Regions from separate parts of the Homo sapiens genome. Here region 1 is linked to region 2. A link is a loop called in an ENCODE intact Hi-C map of the cell type or tissue named here. Cell type or tissue: Panc1. All regions are shown on one strand. Links, peaks and the distances in the headings refer to the core of each region. The heading gives the core; the rest is flanking DNA. Region 1 overlaps CHST3 (carbohydrate sulfotransferase 3). Region 2 has its middle 18 kb from the start of LINC03139.

What was found. Peaks named below come from ENCODE experiments on the same cell type or tissue, not always from the same donor. Only the 100,000 strongest peaks of a DNase experiment are listed, where the experiment ranks them.
Region 1: a loop joins it to region 2, with 3 times the contacts of the local background. A loop is called at or near these places in 8 of 110 quality-filtered maps.

Annotation. Positions count from the first base shown.
Region 1 is chr10:71,970,988-71,979,313 of GRCh38, reverse strand. The region is part of intron 1 of CHST3 (carbohydrate sulfotransferase 3); the gene reads right to left. Among named protein-coding and RNA genes, the nearest start is that of CHST3, 11 kb to the right of the region's middle. RefSeq lists enhancers at 1-385, 5,384-5,883. In Panc1, for the core only: no CTCF peak of the experiment used is centred there; DNase peaks (open chromatin) are centred at 3,253, 3,553 and 4,613; H3K4me3 peaks cover 2,676 bases; H3K27ac peaks cover 6,461 bases.
Region 2 is chr10:71,891,950-71,900,275 of GRCh38, reverse strand. No RefSeq gene overlaps it. Among named protein-coding and RNA genes, the nearest start is that of LINC03139, 18 kb to the right of the region's middle. In Panc1, for the core only: a CTCF peak has its summit at 3,674 (motif pointing right); a DNase peak (open chromatin) is centred at 3,675; H3K27ac peaks cover 5,016 bases.

The DNA of each region.
Region 1 (8,326 bases), core at 235-8,234, 79 kb before region 2:
CTGGCAGGCAACCTGGGTCCTCACCTCCACCCTCTCCTTCATTATCCAGATGAGAAACAGAGGTCCAGACACGCTGAGCGACCCGCCCAAGGCCACCGGCTGGAGGTTTGAGGCCAGGATGTGAAGGGAGGGCCTCCTACCACACGTTCCTCTCCCAGCACCATTCCTCTCTCTACCTTGCACCATTCATATCACTTTTCACCTTGTATTAGAGGTAACACGTGTGCGCTATCGCTGTATGGCACTGAATAAATATGTAAGGAAAGAAGGAAGAAAGGAAGGAAGGATGCAGGGAGGAGGGAAGGAAAGGGAAGGAACCTGTCCCAGGGCCAAGGAGAAACCTGGTATGTTATTGAACTTCCCCCTTGGCACTGGACTCCCCAAGGTCAGACATGGGGAGGCATCCTGGGGAGGGGTCCAGACATCGTCTATCTGTGCCTCAAACACTCCTGCTCTTGGCCCACAGAGCTGTGCTGAGCAGGGGCCCCTCGGAGGCCATTTCCAAAGGCTCAACAGAGAAGAGGCAGGGCGCCTCCCCTCTGGGTACAAGAGGAGCCCTGCATTCCCTAGAGGCCGGTTCTTCACTGCCCTTTAGACATGGGCTGCTTACCAGGCAGGCTCCTGTGCCTTGGGCTTATCTGCAAAAAGAGTATAAGGACAGCACCTACCACATGGGAGCGCTGTGAGGACTAAATGATCGATGTGTGCGCTTCTAGAACAATGCCTTGCACATAGTAAAGGGTAAAGAAGGTTAACTATGATTACTACTCTTGTTATTAAATGAGCTCTGGGGAATGAGAGGTTGCCCTGCAGAGGAAGGGAGCGGATTGTTGAGTTCATGATATTGTCCGGGGAAGCCTGGCAGCACGGGGTTAGGAATCTGGTGACTGGGGCCCAGCATGTTGGAGATCCAAGCCCAGCTGAGCCACTTTGTTTTTTTTTTTTTTTAAGACGGAGGCTCGGTCTATCGCCTAGGCTGGAGTGCAATGGTGTGATCTCGGCTCACCGCAACCTCCGTCTCCCTGGTTCAAGAGATTCTCCTGCCTCAGCCTCCCGAGTAGCTGGATTACAGCCGCCTGCCACCACGTCCAGCTAATTAGAGATGGGGTATCACCTTGTTGGTCAGGCTGGTCTCAAACTCCTGACCTCAAGTGATCCACCCACCTTGGCCTCCCAAAGTGTTGGGATTACAGGCATAAGCCAGTGAGTCCAGCCCTGAGCCACTTTGTACAGTGTGACCGGGCAAGTGACTGGCTTCTCCAGAAGTCAGCATAGAGGCATAGGAAGGCGTAGGAAGAAGCACAGAGGCAGGTTCAATATGAGGAGGTGGTGGTGCTGTTACTATTGCTGAATGCTTCATGGACTTCACTTCTCAGCCAGTGGCTCAGATCCAGCTGGTGGGAGACCTTCTTTAAAAAAATAAAAAAATCAGCCTGGCCAACATGATGAAACCCTGTCTCTACTAAAAACACAAAAATTAACTGGGTGTGGTGGTGCACACCTGTAATCCCAGCTACTCAGGAGGCTGAGGCAGGAGAATCACTTGAATCTGGGAGGCAGAGGTTGTGGTGAGCTGAGATCACGCCACTGCACTCAAACCTGGGCAACTGAGCAAGACCCTGTCTTCAAACAAACAAACAAACAAACAATCAAGCTCCAGCCTGGGCAACATAGAAAGACCCCTTCTCTAAAAAAAAATTTAAAAATTAGGTGGAGCACACCTGTAGTCCCACCTACTTGGGAGGCTGAGGTGGGAGGATCACTTGAGGTTGGGAGGTCAAGGCTGCAGTGAGCTATGGCTGTACCAATGCACTCCAGCCTGGGTGACAGAGTGAGACCCTGTCTCAAAAAAAAAAAAAAAAAAATCGAGCTTAGGGGACTCCGAATATACAGTCTGGCTAAGAGGCAGCATAGTTTGGTCAGATCACCCTTGCCATGCCCTGACCCCACAGCCCCAGCTGTGGCTACTGCCCTGCAAGACAAGAGGGGACAATGTTGAAGGGGCAGCTGGGAGGCCAGGGTTAGCCCAGAGCCTGAGACTGCTAGGCTTGGAAGCTGAGCGGGCAGGCTGGGGCTGGCCCCATTCATGCTGTGTGGGTGACTGCTCAGGTCTGGGGGCTGGGACTGTGGGCAGCAACACTTTTTGGGAAGGGACAGCCTTAGCAATGATCGTTATCATAATAACAGTCCTCGGGAAGAGCTGGACGCTGCAGGGGGCCCGATGCTATTTCCAGGTTATTTTTCAGGTTGTGCCTCGGTCAACCTAATTGTGAAACAGGGAAGGGTTTTGTTTTAAAGCTGGACAATTTAAACACAGCTTACACACACACACAAAACTAACAATGCTGAGTGTCTGAGTCCGGCATGGGAAAGAGACCACACATAGACTGTTTTGTGCCTTTTCAACTTTGCACCATGGACATGTATTATTGATTTTATACAATTTAATAAAACTAAAACCAAAATAAAAGTAGGTTCCAGTTTTCTATCCGTAGAGGCAAAGTTCTTTTGAGGGTAGCCTCTTGTTTGAGAAAAGTCATTTTAACAAGTCTTTGAATTTAAGCAGAGACAAAGGACAAATCCTATCACAGAAAGGAAAATTTGAGGGCAACTGGAAGAAAAATGGCCCCTCCAGTCTGAATTCAAGGCCTGCCTTCTCTGCAAGAGCAAAGACAGCTCCCCAGAAATTATTACAGCAACCATTGGGCCTGAGCCTGAGGAGGGGTAGTTACTGGTTTGAGTTCTCTCTCTCCTGGAGGGGAGGAATGGCCACCCCTGAAGCCTGATGAGACTGGGGCTGGGGAGGGCAGACTGTGAACTTATCAGCATTCCTGGGGGCTTCCCAGAAATCCTTGGGGTAGGGGCCAGAGTTGTACAAACTACACAGAACTGAGGCTTGGGGTACACTGATACACGCGTTAAAAGGCATGGGGGACCCCTGAAGACAGCAGGCCCGCAGACCCGTGTCCCCACAGCACCTGCCCACTGAGAGCAATGGCAATGTGCTGCATGCTGGGTAATGAGTCACCGCAGTGAGGCCCTTCCAGGGACAAGTACTGCCAGGACCAGGGTGGTGTTGGCATCTGGGTGGAGAAGGAACATTTTCCAAAGCCTGGAAAGGGCCTCTATGGCTTCAAAAGTGCTCCAAGAGCTTTTCTCCTACCCTAGAGGGTCATTTTCCCGAACCACAAAGAGCCAGTGACTGCAGAATGAATCAGAAGTGCAAGCCCCGAACAGAGAATCGAACAGGGCTGTGCTACCCAGTGTCAGAGGGCAAGCTGGCTCCTCCCTCCTCCAGGAAGAAACTGGCCATCTGCCTGCAGAAAGAAGACTTGAGTCTCGGTTCTACCGCGGGAGCTCAGGCCAAGGGAGCTCAGACAGCCAGAAAACTTCTCTAGGCCTCAGTGTCCTCACCTGGAAAGCAAGGATAATCACGCTTCCCTTGTGAAGGTGAGAGGATGTCATTCTGCACAGGGCACGGCCACTGGCCCCTCCACTCCAGCTGGCCTGACTGAGGGCGGCACCGGGAGAGAGCTGTGAGTTGCAGCAGCAGCTGCAAAGGCTGGCATCTGCGCCCACAGACAGGCCAAGGAAGCTGGCACTGGGCCCCTGGCTTGATTCATAGTCCGTTTCTAGGTGTGGCCACCAATGCCAGGACAGGCGCCCCCTGAGCCCCCGTGCTCCTTCCAGAGAAGAGAGTCAACAGACATTTAAAGAAACTTCTCACCCCAAACAGCCGCATGGGTGGGATTTGCACAGCCAGTGAAGCTGGATGTTCTCCTAAATGGATCTACAGACTTCAAGCCACTCTGGGGAGTGACCTACACTTTGAGATGAAAACTCCCTGTACTTCCTGTCTGCACTATACAATTTATCGGGCAAATGTTGGATATGTTCCACCTTCTGTGGTTCTCTGGTGGCTTTATTTGTGGCCGGATGGCAGAGTGGCTAAGAGCACATCTGGAGTTGGACAGTTATGGGTGTGAATCCTGGCTGTGTGGCCTTGGACAAGTTGCCTAACCTCTCTGGGCCTCGGGGATGGCATCTGTAAAATAAGACTACCTCGCGCAATCAGATGGACGAAAATAAAGCACTCAGTTCAAAGATGCTTAGTACAGAAAGAACTCTCAGACACTCAACTGTATTCTGCAGGAAGGCAGGGCCTGCCCGTCAGTCTGAATCTCCTCTAGGTCATGGCATAGTGCTGGTCACATAGCTCTACCAGGCTTTACTTTTTAAAAGTGATCCCACCCAAACAGCAGGCACCATTCTCAAGGAAAAGCAACTCTAAAAGCTCGACACAGGCTTCTGAGCTGTCCCCTCCCCACCCAGAATTCCAATCAAGGGCTTGGCATGGAAGCCCTTCTGGAAGCTCTTCATGCCCATCACCACTTCCAGAAGCTTCTGCCTCAGCAGTGTGTATGAGTAGGGCTGGGGCAGGGGACCCAGGCAGGGAAGGGAGTGGTGGGAAGGTGGGAGACAGTGGCTGGGGAGGAGAACCCAGTGCAGGAAGCTGGAGTGCTGACCTGGCCCTGCTACATGGGGTGTGCGGGTCCCCTTGCAGGACTTGGGGCACTGAGGTCATCAGGAGAACCATAGAGGGCAGACAGCAGGTGGGCGGCAGACAGTGAGACTCAGTGATGTCATGTTTTCCCCAAATGACTCAATGGTTTGCCCTGGGCTATGAATGGTGAGCTGTATGCTGTAGCCTCCAGTCCTCCCTACCCTCCAGGCCCGCCTGGCATCTCTCCCCGTCTCCACCCTGCCCCAGGGACCCACAGTTGCCACATTCCTGCTCTGCTCCTGGCTGCGGCCCCAGCCCAGGGCTCATCCCTGTGATGCCCCTGCCATGTCTCTCCAATCTTCACTTTGAGGGAAGACTCAAGCGACAGCAGACCTGGGTGTTATTACTGGCTCTGACTCTCCCTGACTGAGTGACTTTAGGCAGGTTACTCAACCTCTCTGAGCCTCAGTTTCCTCATCTGTGAAATGGAGACATTGCTAACAACCTTGCCGGGTTGTAGGGGGCTTGGTGAGAATGACTGTGAAGAATCTGGCACATGGCAGGTGCTTAGTGAATGGAAAGAATGACATTCAAGGGCCTCTATGATCTGACCTCAATTTCCTTTTCTAGCTGCATTAAAACATATACCTATATAATAATAGCTCACCCTTCCTGATGCTCAGTGTGCCAGGCACTGCTCTCAACACTTGTATAGAAATACATTTTATTCCCATGTCTTCCCCATGTGGGGGGTACCAGTAGTGAGAAAACTGAGCTCAGAGAAGGTAAGCAACTTGGCCACGGCCACACAGCCAGTAAGTGGGGAGTTGGGGTTCCCGTGAAGGCAGCCCGGCTCTAGAGCCTGTGTGCGTAACCACAACTCCATCCTGCCTGTCTCTCCTCGTGTATCCTATACATTTCAGTTCAGTCCAGCCAGACTCCTCACCAGTCCCTGTCTTCAATCGGAACTTTCCCATCCTCGTGCCTTTGCCCAGCTTCCCTCATGCACTGGAATGCCTGCCTCCTCTAGGAAGGCTTCCCCAAGTCTTCCCTCATGTCCACCTCTGTGGGCTCATCACAGTGGGACTCAAAGGTGGTTACTGGGGCACCCAGCTCTCCTCTCTTCCAGCTTGAAAGTCCCTCCTGTTATCCCACCATCTTGCAGTGTCAGCATGAGCATAGGCGCGCAGGACCTGGACAGGTGATGCCCAAGAACCCAGCACTCTGTGCCCCACTACTTTTGCAAGGACAGACAGCTTGAGGGCTGGAGGTGGGGCCACAGAACAGTTCTACCCACCCCTGGGGAGGCAGCCGGCCAGTAGGGCTTCCTTCTCTCTGCTCAGGGAAACGACTCAGCCACGGCAGGCCTCGTTACTTGCAGATGGGAACTGGACCCTGGGGCTGTTGAATGGCTCTCCACTTGCTGGTGGGGTTGAGCAGTGGGCCCAGAGTGCAGCCAGCCACCAGCCCAAAAACGGGCATCCAGGGCAGGCAGGCAGACAAGTGGCAGGACTGGAGGGGCTTCTGGAAGGGTTTCAGGCTCATCCTCAGTATCCCAGCCCAATACCCATGGGGTAATGACCTCAAGAGGCCATGTGCCGGGGTCCCACTCTTCCTGTCTGTCCCTTCCTTGGCCCACGTTAGCCACCCCTCCCGCTCACCACGACTCCTGCCACCCTCCCCAGACTCGAAGCGCTCCCTCACAGAAGCATCCTGGACTGGGCCTGCCCCACTGAGGGCTCTGTGCCACATCAGTCACTCATTCCTTCCATAATCAGGTAGCAGCATTCACTGCTAAGTCGGGGGCTACAAGGATGGACAAGGCAGACAGCTGTCCTGCCCTTGCACATCCCATTGCCTGGTGCAGACCACAGATCACTGAACCAGCAATCATAATACCACAGGCAAAGGGCAGTGAGGGGGACCTGTGGGCAGCCATGGGGAGGGCCACCACCCAGGCTTCCAGGAGAAGGTGGCATCCAAGCCAAGGGGAAAAGGGGGAAGGAGGGAATGTTCTTGGCAGCTGGGAAGGCTACAGAGAGCAGGGTGTGTGTGTCTGGGAAATTAGGACAATTTGGAACATGGGATACCGAGTCCAGGTGAGGCTGGGGAAGAAATATTTGCTGAAAGGTCACAGGGCCAGACATCACTCGGGGTGGGGTTCCTGTCTTGCTGGAATGGCCACTAGGGAGGCAGAAGTCCCTGGATCTGCCAGCTCCCCCTTGCTAACTGAGACCACACTCGCTGCCATCTGCACCCTTCCTGTGACCAGGTCAGGGCACAGGGGAGTGGCATCAGCAGAGCGGGCAAAAGACCCTGAGGCAGGATCCAAAATGCCCTGCCCAGGGCAGCCGGCAGGTACTGGAGTCAGACCTGGAGAAGGCCGAGGCTCACTGGTAGTGCCCACAATAGGCCATGCAACGCCAACATTGCCAGAGCTTCCCAGTCAGAACGCAATGACATGCACTGGCCACGGTTTGAAAATGAATGCCTGTGTGCTGTTTCTCCTCTCGGTGCAGCCACAACGGGACAGACGCACGCACAGGTGGTACTGAGAGCACAGACTCTGGAGTCAGCTGTGGGGCTCAGGCCCGGCTTTGCCCCTCACCGGCTGTGGCATGTCAGCAACTTATCCAGCTGTCTGCCTCTGTCTTCCCATCTGTAAAATGGTGGGAATAACCGGAGCCACCTCTAGAGCTTCTGGTGAGAACTCGGTGAGGACGCCTTGTAGGTGCTCAGGGCAGTATTAGGCACACCAGCTGCTCTTACTATTATTGTTTCCTGGGCACGCTACCCCCAGGCACCTACACCAGATGCAAGAGAAGGAAGAAAAGTGAAAGAGAAATAGCATGTCTCGGTAAAAAGAAAGCAAGTGGGTGACCTGCGAGGTCACAGTCAGTTCTTCATCCTCTGGTGGGTGACACTGCTTCGTGACTGGCAGGTTCTAGATTTCTATTCTCGGGGCCTCTTCAGACACATCAAACCTGCAGGACAGGCCCTCAGCTTCTCTCCGTGTCTCTAACAAGCCCCTGGAAGTCTCCAGAGGAAAGCCAGGCACCTGCGGCCCTGCCCTGTGGCTGGAGTGAAATTCCTTGCTGAAAATCAGTGTAGTCACAGTGCGGGGACGGGGGTGGCCCAGTGTGTTTTCAAAATATTTCCTCAGATAGCACTGTTTGGCTCAGACACATTAGCACTTTCCAGAATCTTGCAGATGGCGAGGCAGCTGGAGAGGAAGGGAGGAGAGGAGGGGGAAGCGGGAAAGGGTAGGGGAGATGCCCAGGGCTAAATCTCAGGTAGCTGTGTGGGCTGGGGCTGGCACAGGCACAGGCGGGCATCGGCGCAGCATGTGTGAACAGGAACAGCACACACATGACAGAAAGCTGATCAACCTGCAGACTGGTCTGCAGACGGCTAAGCTGTGAAGCCGTCTTATGAACCAGAACTTTTTTCAGAAGCCCAATATGTAGAATACGAACATGTGGACGTGCGGAGCGCAGGACTCACCCCACAACCACCCTCTCCAGAAGCCTGGCAGCAGCAGAACAAAGCAGGAACCAGAACCTTCCAGCAGTGCCCCACTCCCCAAATCCCAGAGGCTTCAGGGCTCGCTGACTCAGCTCAGCACAGCCACAGAGAACGAGAAGGGCCCTCAGCCACTCCCTGGATGCAAGGTGAGGACCCTCCGCTGCCAAGCCCTGGCTCTCCCCCTTCTAACCGGGTGCCTGGTTTTAAAGTTGGTCACTAAGTAAATTGAAGTTATTAAGAGATGGAAAATGTGCTTCCTATCCCACAGACTTAGTCACTCAGAATAGTGCTTGAGTT
Region 2 (8,326 bases), core at 49-8,048:
CCCCTGCTGACTGAAGAGCCCTTGGGCCCTGAATAACCAGCAGCGATGCCCAGGAGCTATGTCAAGGGCCTCAGTGAGCCTCTGAGACTTGCTGGCTTCAGGTGAGACTCAGCACATTCCCAGCTGTGGTGGCTGTGGGGTGAGGCTCCTTCCACTTGAGCAAAGCAGAGTGAAAAGTAAAGGGGACTTTGTCTTACACTTTAGGAACCAGCACAGCCACAGAGGGGTAGAGTGCCAAGTGGACTCTTGGGGTCCCCAATTCCAGGACTTGACTCTTGGGTGGCATTTCTGGGCCTACCCTGGGCCAGAGAGGAGCCCACTGCCCTGAAGGGTGAGTCCCAGCCATGCAGCATTCACCACAAGCTGACTGAAGAGCTTTTGGGCCTTAAGGGAACTCTGGCAGAACTCCCTGTGGGCCTGTGGTGGTGGTGGCCACGGGGTGAGGCTCCTCTGCCTTTAGAAAGGGGAGGGAACAGCGGGTAGGGCTGTGTCTTGTGATTTGAGTGCCAGCTCAGCCACAGTACAATAGAACACCAGGTAGACTTGTAAGATTTTGGACTCTAGTCCCTGGCTTGCAGACAGCATCTTTGGACCTGCCTAGGGCCTGGGAGACCTCACTGCCCTGGAAGGAAGGACACAGGCCTGGCTGGCTTTGCCACCAGCTGATTGCAGAGCCCCAGGCCCTTGAACTGTCATAGGCAGTGGCCAGGGAGTGGTTACAGCAGGCCTTGGGCAAGACCCATTGCTGTCTTGGCTTTGGGTCTGCAGCACTGTCACAGTGCTGGTGGCCACAGGGGTGCTTGTGTCACTCTACCCCCAGCTTCAGGTGGCTCAGAACAGAGAGAGAGACTCCATTTATTTGAGAGAAAGTTAGGGAAGAGAACAAGAGTCTCTGCCTGGTAATCCAGAGAATTCGCCCAGATCTTGTCTGAGACCATCAAGGCAGTACCTCTATGAGTCTGCAAGAACCACAGTGTTACTGGGTGTGGGTGCCCCCTAAAGCAGATACAGCTTAGATCACAACACCCAAGTCCTTTCAATATCTGGAAAGTCTTCCTAAGAAGGACGGGTACAGCTGGGCGCGGTGGCTCACGCCTCTAATCCCAGCACTTTGGGAGGCTGGGGAGAGTGGATCACGAGTCCAGGAGTTCAAGACCAGCCTGGCCAAGATGGTGAAACCCCATCTCTACTAAAAATACAAAAATTAGCCAGGCGTGGTGGCAGGCGCCTGTAATCCTAGCTACTTGGGAGGCTAAGGCAGAGAATTGCTTGAACCCGGAAGGCAGAGGTTGCAGTGAGCCGAGATCGCACCACTGCACTCCAGCCTGGGTGACAAAGTGAGACTTGATCTCAAAAAAAAAAAAAAAAAAAAAAAAGACAACTAAGGCTAGACAATGAAGACTGCAATAAATACTGAACTCTTCAATGCCCAGACACCGAAGAACATCTGCTAGCAGCATGACCCAGGAAAACATGACCTCCCCAAATGAACCAAATTAGACACCAGGGACCAATCCTGGAGAAACAGAGCTCTGACCTTTCAGACAGAATTCTGTTTGAGGAAACTCAAAGAAATTCAAAATAACACAGAGAAGGAATTCAGAATTCTATCAGATACATTTAACAAAGGGATTGAAATAATTAAAAAACATCCAGAGCAGAATTTCTGGAGCTGAAAAATGCAATTGGCATACTGAAGAATGCATCAGAGTCCTTTAATAGCAGAATTGGGCTGGGCGCAGTGGCTCATGCCTGTAATCCCAGCACCTTGGGAGGCCGAGATGGGTGAATCACCTGAGGTCAGGAGTTGGAGACCAGCCTGGCCAACATGGTGAAACTCCGTCTCTACTAAAATTGCAAAAATTAGTTGGGCATGGTGGTGGGCACCTGTAATCCCAGCTGCTCGGGAGGCTGAGGCAAGAGAATCGCTTGAACCTGGGAGGTGGAGGTTGCAGTGAGCTGAGATCTGGCCACTGCATTCCAGCCTGGGCAAGAGAGTGAGACTAAACAACAAAAAGTTAAAAAGTTGCCAAGACAGTATTAAATTGAAACAAAAATCAAGAAGCTTTTAAAAACAAAGTTAAAAAGCAGGAGATGCTGGGCACCATGGCTCATGGCTGGAATGACAATACATTAGGGGGCCGAAATGAGAGGATCACTTGAGCTTGGGAGCTTGAGACCAGACTGGGCAACATGGTGAGATCCCCATCTCTACAAAAAAAAAAAAAAAAACCCCAAAAAACAAAAAAAACAAAAAAAACTTAGTCGGATGTGGTGGCACATGTTTGTAGTCTGTGGTGGAAGGTGAGCCATGATTGTGCCACTGCATGCACACCAGCCTGGGTAACAGACTGAGACTCTGTTTCAAAAAAAAAAAAAAAAAAATGCGAGGGGACTAAGTTAAGAGGTAGTTTTGTTTGTTTGTTTTGTTTTGAGACAGAGTCTTGCTCTGTCAGCCAGGCTGGAGAGCAGTGGCACAATCTCGGCTCACTACAATCTCGGCTCACTGCAACCTCTGTCTCCCAGGCTCAAGCTATTGTCCTCCCTCAGCCTCCTGAGTAGCTGGGATTACAGACACGTGCCACCATGCCCAGCTAAGTTTTGTATTTTTAGTATAGATGGGGATTCACCATGTTGTCCATGCTGGCCTCGAACTCCTGACCTCAAGTGATCTGCCTGCCTTGGCCTCTCAAAGTGCTGGGATTACAGGCATGAACCACCATGCCCAGCCAGGAATCACATTTCAACATGAGATTTGGAGGACAAACGTCCAAACCGTATCAACCTTTATGCTTCTTTTTGGCTTCCAGGAAAAACAAGACCCCTCTCTCAGGTGCCCTTAAAGAACCCCATCCTTTTTCACAGCATCTAACCAAACTTTGGTTTTTTGAGACTAAATTTTTTTTGTTCCCTCACCAAATTATAAGTCCCATGTGGGCAGGACCTGGGCCCCTTTTGCTTCTCACTGTGTCCTCAGTGACTAGGACAGTGCCTGGCACTTTGCAGGTGCTCAAACATCTTTTCTTGGTTACATGAAAGAGTGAATGGCTTTTTTGAGCACCTACTAGAGATTAAAAGTTTTATAGATGTCAAGTTTTCCTAAAGCCAAGCACAGTGGTGGCCCGGTTTGGCACTCAATAACTTACTGAGTCCTTGCCACCCAGGTCTGCGTTCTGTCTCTCTGGGTTTAGGGGTCTGGGATGTGGCCTTCCCTAGGGCTGCTATGAGTTGCTGTGGAGGCAGAGAAGACAAGGCTTAGCCTGCTAGCTGGAGCACTTCAGGCATCATTACTGTGGGCAGCTCTGTGAGGTCACTCCTGCCCCAATCCCTGGGCACCCGGCTGAGTGTGAGGCTTTGAGGACCAACCTAGAGATTAGGAACAGGGTTTTAGGCCAGGCATGGTGGCTCATGCCCATAATTCCAGCACTTTGAGAGACCAAGGTGAGAGGGTCACTTGACCCGAGGAGTCGGGGATCAGCCTGGGCAACATAGTGAGTCCCCTTAGCTACACTTAAATTTAAAAAAATAGAAAAGAAGGAACAGAAAATAGAAAAGAAGCAAATAGAAATAGAAAAGAAAAAGAAAAGCAAGTATAATAGAAATAGAAAAGAAGCAAATACTGTATTCTTCTGCCGTCTCATGGTCAGTCCTAGAATAGCAAGGGAAGCTTCCCCACCTCTCTGGTACTATACTGGGAGTGACCGCCAGAGGGCAGTGTTCTCCACATTGTTGCACCCAATAGGTGTCCCACCACACAAACCCAGCTCTTTAAAAAGTAGATTTTTTTCTTATCCAAAGTCGATTCATACAAAAAGAAAAAGAAATAAAAAATAAATTATTTTAATGGCTTCATTGCTACATGTTTGTTTTTTTGAAAAGGAGTCTTGCTCTGTCGCCCAGGCTGGAGTGCAGGGGGGTGATCTCCCCTCACTGCAACCTCCGCCCCCTGGTTTCAAGCGATTCTCCTGCCTCAGCCTCCGAGTAGCTGGGTTTACAGGCATGAGCCACCACGCCCGGCTAATTTTTGTATTTTTAGTAGAGACAGAGTTTCACCATGTTGGCCAGGCTGTTCTTGAACTCCTGACCTCAAGTGATCTGCCCACCTTGGCCTCCCAAAGTGCTGGGATTACAGGCGCGAGACACCGAGCCCAGCCCTCATCTCTATTTTAAATTATAAAAAAATTTTTAAAAGAATTATTGAGGACCCAGATATTTATTAATTTATCAAAAAGTAATAATGAACTCATTACATGTAAACATAAACATATTTTTACGAAAAATACCTTCATTTCCAAAACAAAGAGAAATTTAGTGAGAAAAACAGCATTGTTTTACACTTTTGCAAATCTCTCAAGCAACTGTCTTAATTAAAGACTGTTGGAGCCTCATGTCTACTTCTGCATTCAGTCTGTTGCAATATGTTGGGGCTTTTAAAATTTTTATTTATTTTTTTATTTTGAAACAAAGTTTTGCCCTTGTCGCCCAGCCTGGAGTGTAATGTTGTGATCTTGGCTCACTGCATCCTCCACCTCCCAGGTTCAGGTGATTCTCCTGCCTCAGCCTCCCGAGTAGCTGGGATTACAGGAGTGCGCCACCACATCCAGCTAATTTTTTTGTATTTTTAGTAGAGATGGGGTTTCACCATGTTGGCCAGTCTGGTCTTGAACGCCTGACCTCAGGTGACCCGCCCACCTCAGCCTCCCAAACTGCTGGGATTATAAGCATGAACCACTGCGTCCCGCAATATATTGTTTTGATTGAAGAAAATCCAGCCTCCCGCAAACACGGAGTTGGAAAAAAAGACGAGTATTTTGATAGCTTTTTCAGATAATTGTGAATATTCTTCTTTAATGCTACGCCAAAACTTAACAAGCAATTGTTTCTTTAAGGTTGATTATAATGTAGAATCTGAACCCATATCAATGAACATTTCATGCTTTATTATATTAAAATGCACGGGCCTATCTTGTACTTTTGTTTGTTTGTTTGTTTTGGAGAAGGACTCTCACTCTGTTGCCCAGGCTGGAGTGCAGTGGTACCATCTTGGCTTACTGCAACCTCCACCTCCTGGGTTCAAGTGAGTCTCCCACCTCAGACTCCTGAGTAGCTGGGATTTCAGACACATGCCACCATGCTTGGCTAATTTTTCTGTTTTTAGTAGAGCTAGGATTTCACCATGTTGGCCAGGCTGGTCTCGAACTCCTGACCTCAAGTGATCTGCCTGCCTCAGCCTCCCAAGGTGCTAGGATTGCAGGCATGAGCCACTGTGCCTGGCCTATCTTGTACCGTGAATGGCTGTTTTACCTACATGTGATGTGCAGCATCATGTGGCCTCTTTGAAATTTTGTACCCATTAAATCACATACATCTCCCAAAAGATGACATGTCACTGAACAGTGTCAAAAAATAGCATTTGTTAGCACTGCCATCCATCGCATCAGAAAAATCTTTAAATATTGAGAAGTTGTCAAGCTTGTGGTGGTGTACACAAATTTTCCAAAATTCTAATTTTCCCTTGAAAGCTCCAAGTTCCAACTTTATCATTGGCAACAAATGCTTCAGTTTCTTGAAGGGACAGGCTCACTTTGCTCATTTATGAGAAAATGTCTGTCTGCCAAATGCCCAGATCTGAATACCCATCATGTGTCTGTTCGTCGTTCTTTCCCGTATAAACAGTGTTCTCGGCTGGGCGCAGTGGCTCACGCCTGTAATCCCAGCACTTTGGGAGACAGAGGCAAGCAGATCACGAGGTCAGGAGTTCGAGACCAGCCTGACCAACATGGTGACACCCCCCATCTTTACTAAAAATACAAAAATTACCCAGCCTGGTGGTGTGTGCCTGTGATCCCAGCTACTCAGGAGGCTGAGGCAGGAGAATTGCTTGAACCCAGGAAGCGGAGGTTGCAGTGAGCCAAGATCGAGCCATTGCACTCCAGCCTGGGTGACAGAGCAAGACTCCATCTCAAAAATAAATAAATAAATAAATTAATTAATTAATTTAAAAAATAAGATAAACTGTGTTCCCTGGACCAGAGGCTCGCGTGGCTCCACCTCTGACAAGTTGTTTCTGCGAGCCAGTCCCCTGCTCTGGAGCAGGCGCTCTGTGTGCATCCCTGCTTCATCACACAGGAGATCAAAAGGGTATGTACTTAAGTGACACAGGCATATTTTGTCCCCACAAGTGCTTATCTAGGGGAGTGCACAGAGACCTGCCTAGTCTGTGGCCACTGCCTTGCTTCCTGAAGTTCCAGCAGTTTCACCCATAGTGGCTTTTTTTTTTTTTTTTTTTTTTGAGGCTGGAGTGCAACGGCACGATCACGGCTCACTGCAGCCTCTACCACCCGAGCACAAGTAATTCTCCCACCTAAGCCTCCCATGTAGCTGGGACTATAGATGCGTGCCACCATGCCCAGATAATTTTATTATTATTATTATTATTATTATTATTATTACTTGTAGAGACGGGGTCTTGCCATGTTGCCTAGGCTGGTCTGGGCAAACTCTGCGGCTCAAGCTATCTGCCCGCCTCACCCTCCCAAAGTGCTGGGATTACAGGTGCGAGCCGCTGCACCCTGCCCACAGTGGCTTTTATGTCACCAATGCCATCACAGTGAAAAGGCAATACTGTCTTAGGATTGTGAGGGAAGGGTCTTAGGACTCCGGGACTCAGTGGGCAGCTGCTCACATTGCATGGGAAGCATCACAGATACCCAGCCACCAACGCCGATGGTGGAGGATGCTGTTTTGGTGACCTGAACCTGGGAGAGAAGCCGCTATCAGTGCTGTGATTCTCTGAAATGGTTAAACTCTTGGCGAAGTTCCCTACAAAACAAAGTCCAATCTTCCATTCATTTGTGTTCTCAGAGTATGTTTTAAAATATGCAAAAAGGCTGGGTGCAGTGGCTCACACCTGTAATCTCAGCACTTTGGGAGGTCGAGCCAGGTGGATAACCTGAGGTCAGGAATTCAAGACCAGACTGGGCAACATGGTGAAACCCCGCCTGTACTGAATATACAAAAATTAGCTGGGCATGGTGGTGCACGCCTGTAGTTCCAGCTACTCGGGAGGCTGAGGCACGAGAATCACTTGAACCCTGGAAGAGAAGGTTGCAGCGAGCCGAGATTGTGCCACTGCACTCCAGCCTGGCAACAAAGTGGGACTCTGTCTCAAAAATAAAAAATAGGCTGGGTGCCTGTAATCTCAGCACTTTGGGAGGCCGAGGTGGGTGGATCACCTGAGGTCAGGAGTTCAAGACCAGCCTGACCAACATGGTGAAACCCCATCTCTACTGGAAATACAAAATTAGTCAGGCGTGGTGGCGCATGCCTGTAATCCCAGCTACTTGGAAGGCTGAGGCAGGAGAATCGCTTGAACCCGGGAGGCGGAGTTTGCAGTGAGCCGAGATTGTGCAATTGCACTCCAGCCTGGGTAACAAGAGCAAAACTCCGTCTCAAAAAATACAATAAAATAAATAAAAAATAAAATAAAATAAAATATTCAAAAATACCTCATGTTTAGGTGTGAAATGGAGTTTGGTTTTTCAGTGACACGAATATGTGAAAGTGTCTTGTCTCACCCCCAGCCCTCAGCTAGGGTTGCCCCAAAAGTGGTGGCAGAGGAGTTCCCACAAGGGAGTGCCTGAATCATCCTGAAGGGGGGCCAGCTGGGATTCCAAAGAGAGAAGCACGAAGCGCCGGGGTGATGAGTCCAGGCTTTTATTAGGGGAGCTCACTTCCACAGGGCCGTGCACATCCTCAGGCAGCCAGGAGAGAAAGGGAGGTCCACCTAGGTGTGTCCACAGCCATGAGGTCAGGGTGTGGAATTTTTCTGAGGCTTTAAGGAATTGGGCTCAAGCCTGGGGCCAGTTTTGTTCAGGGTTTTGGGCAATAACCTAGACTTCTTTATCAGTGCCTGGGAATGTTCGAGGCCCTGGTTTGGGTTCAAGCCTGCTGGGAAGCCCTGCAGCTGGTTGGGTCATGAAACAGTCAAGGCACTCTAGATTTTCGGTCAGGACACGGAAAGAAAGTGGGACAAACTAGGGGACGCTACAGAAGGGACATTTGAAAATCAGAATACTTTGGACAGTTTTTTTGTTGTTGTTGTTCCAAAGGGCGGCTCTGAGCATTGCAGGATGTTCGGCCGTCCTGGTCTCTGGCCCAAACACCAGCAGTGCCTCCCACATCCCTGCAACAACCCAAACCGTCCCTATGAGTACTCAAAACGCCACGAGGCTCCAGCTCTGCCTGCTGGAGCCCCAAGGATCTAACCCCTCTGGAGCCAAGGACATGTTGCATGCCAGGGATCCCTTACTGGGTGACTGAAGCA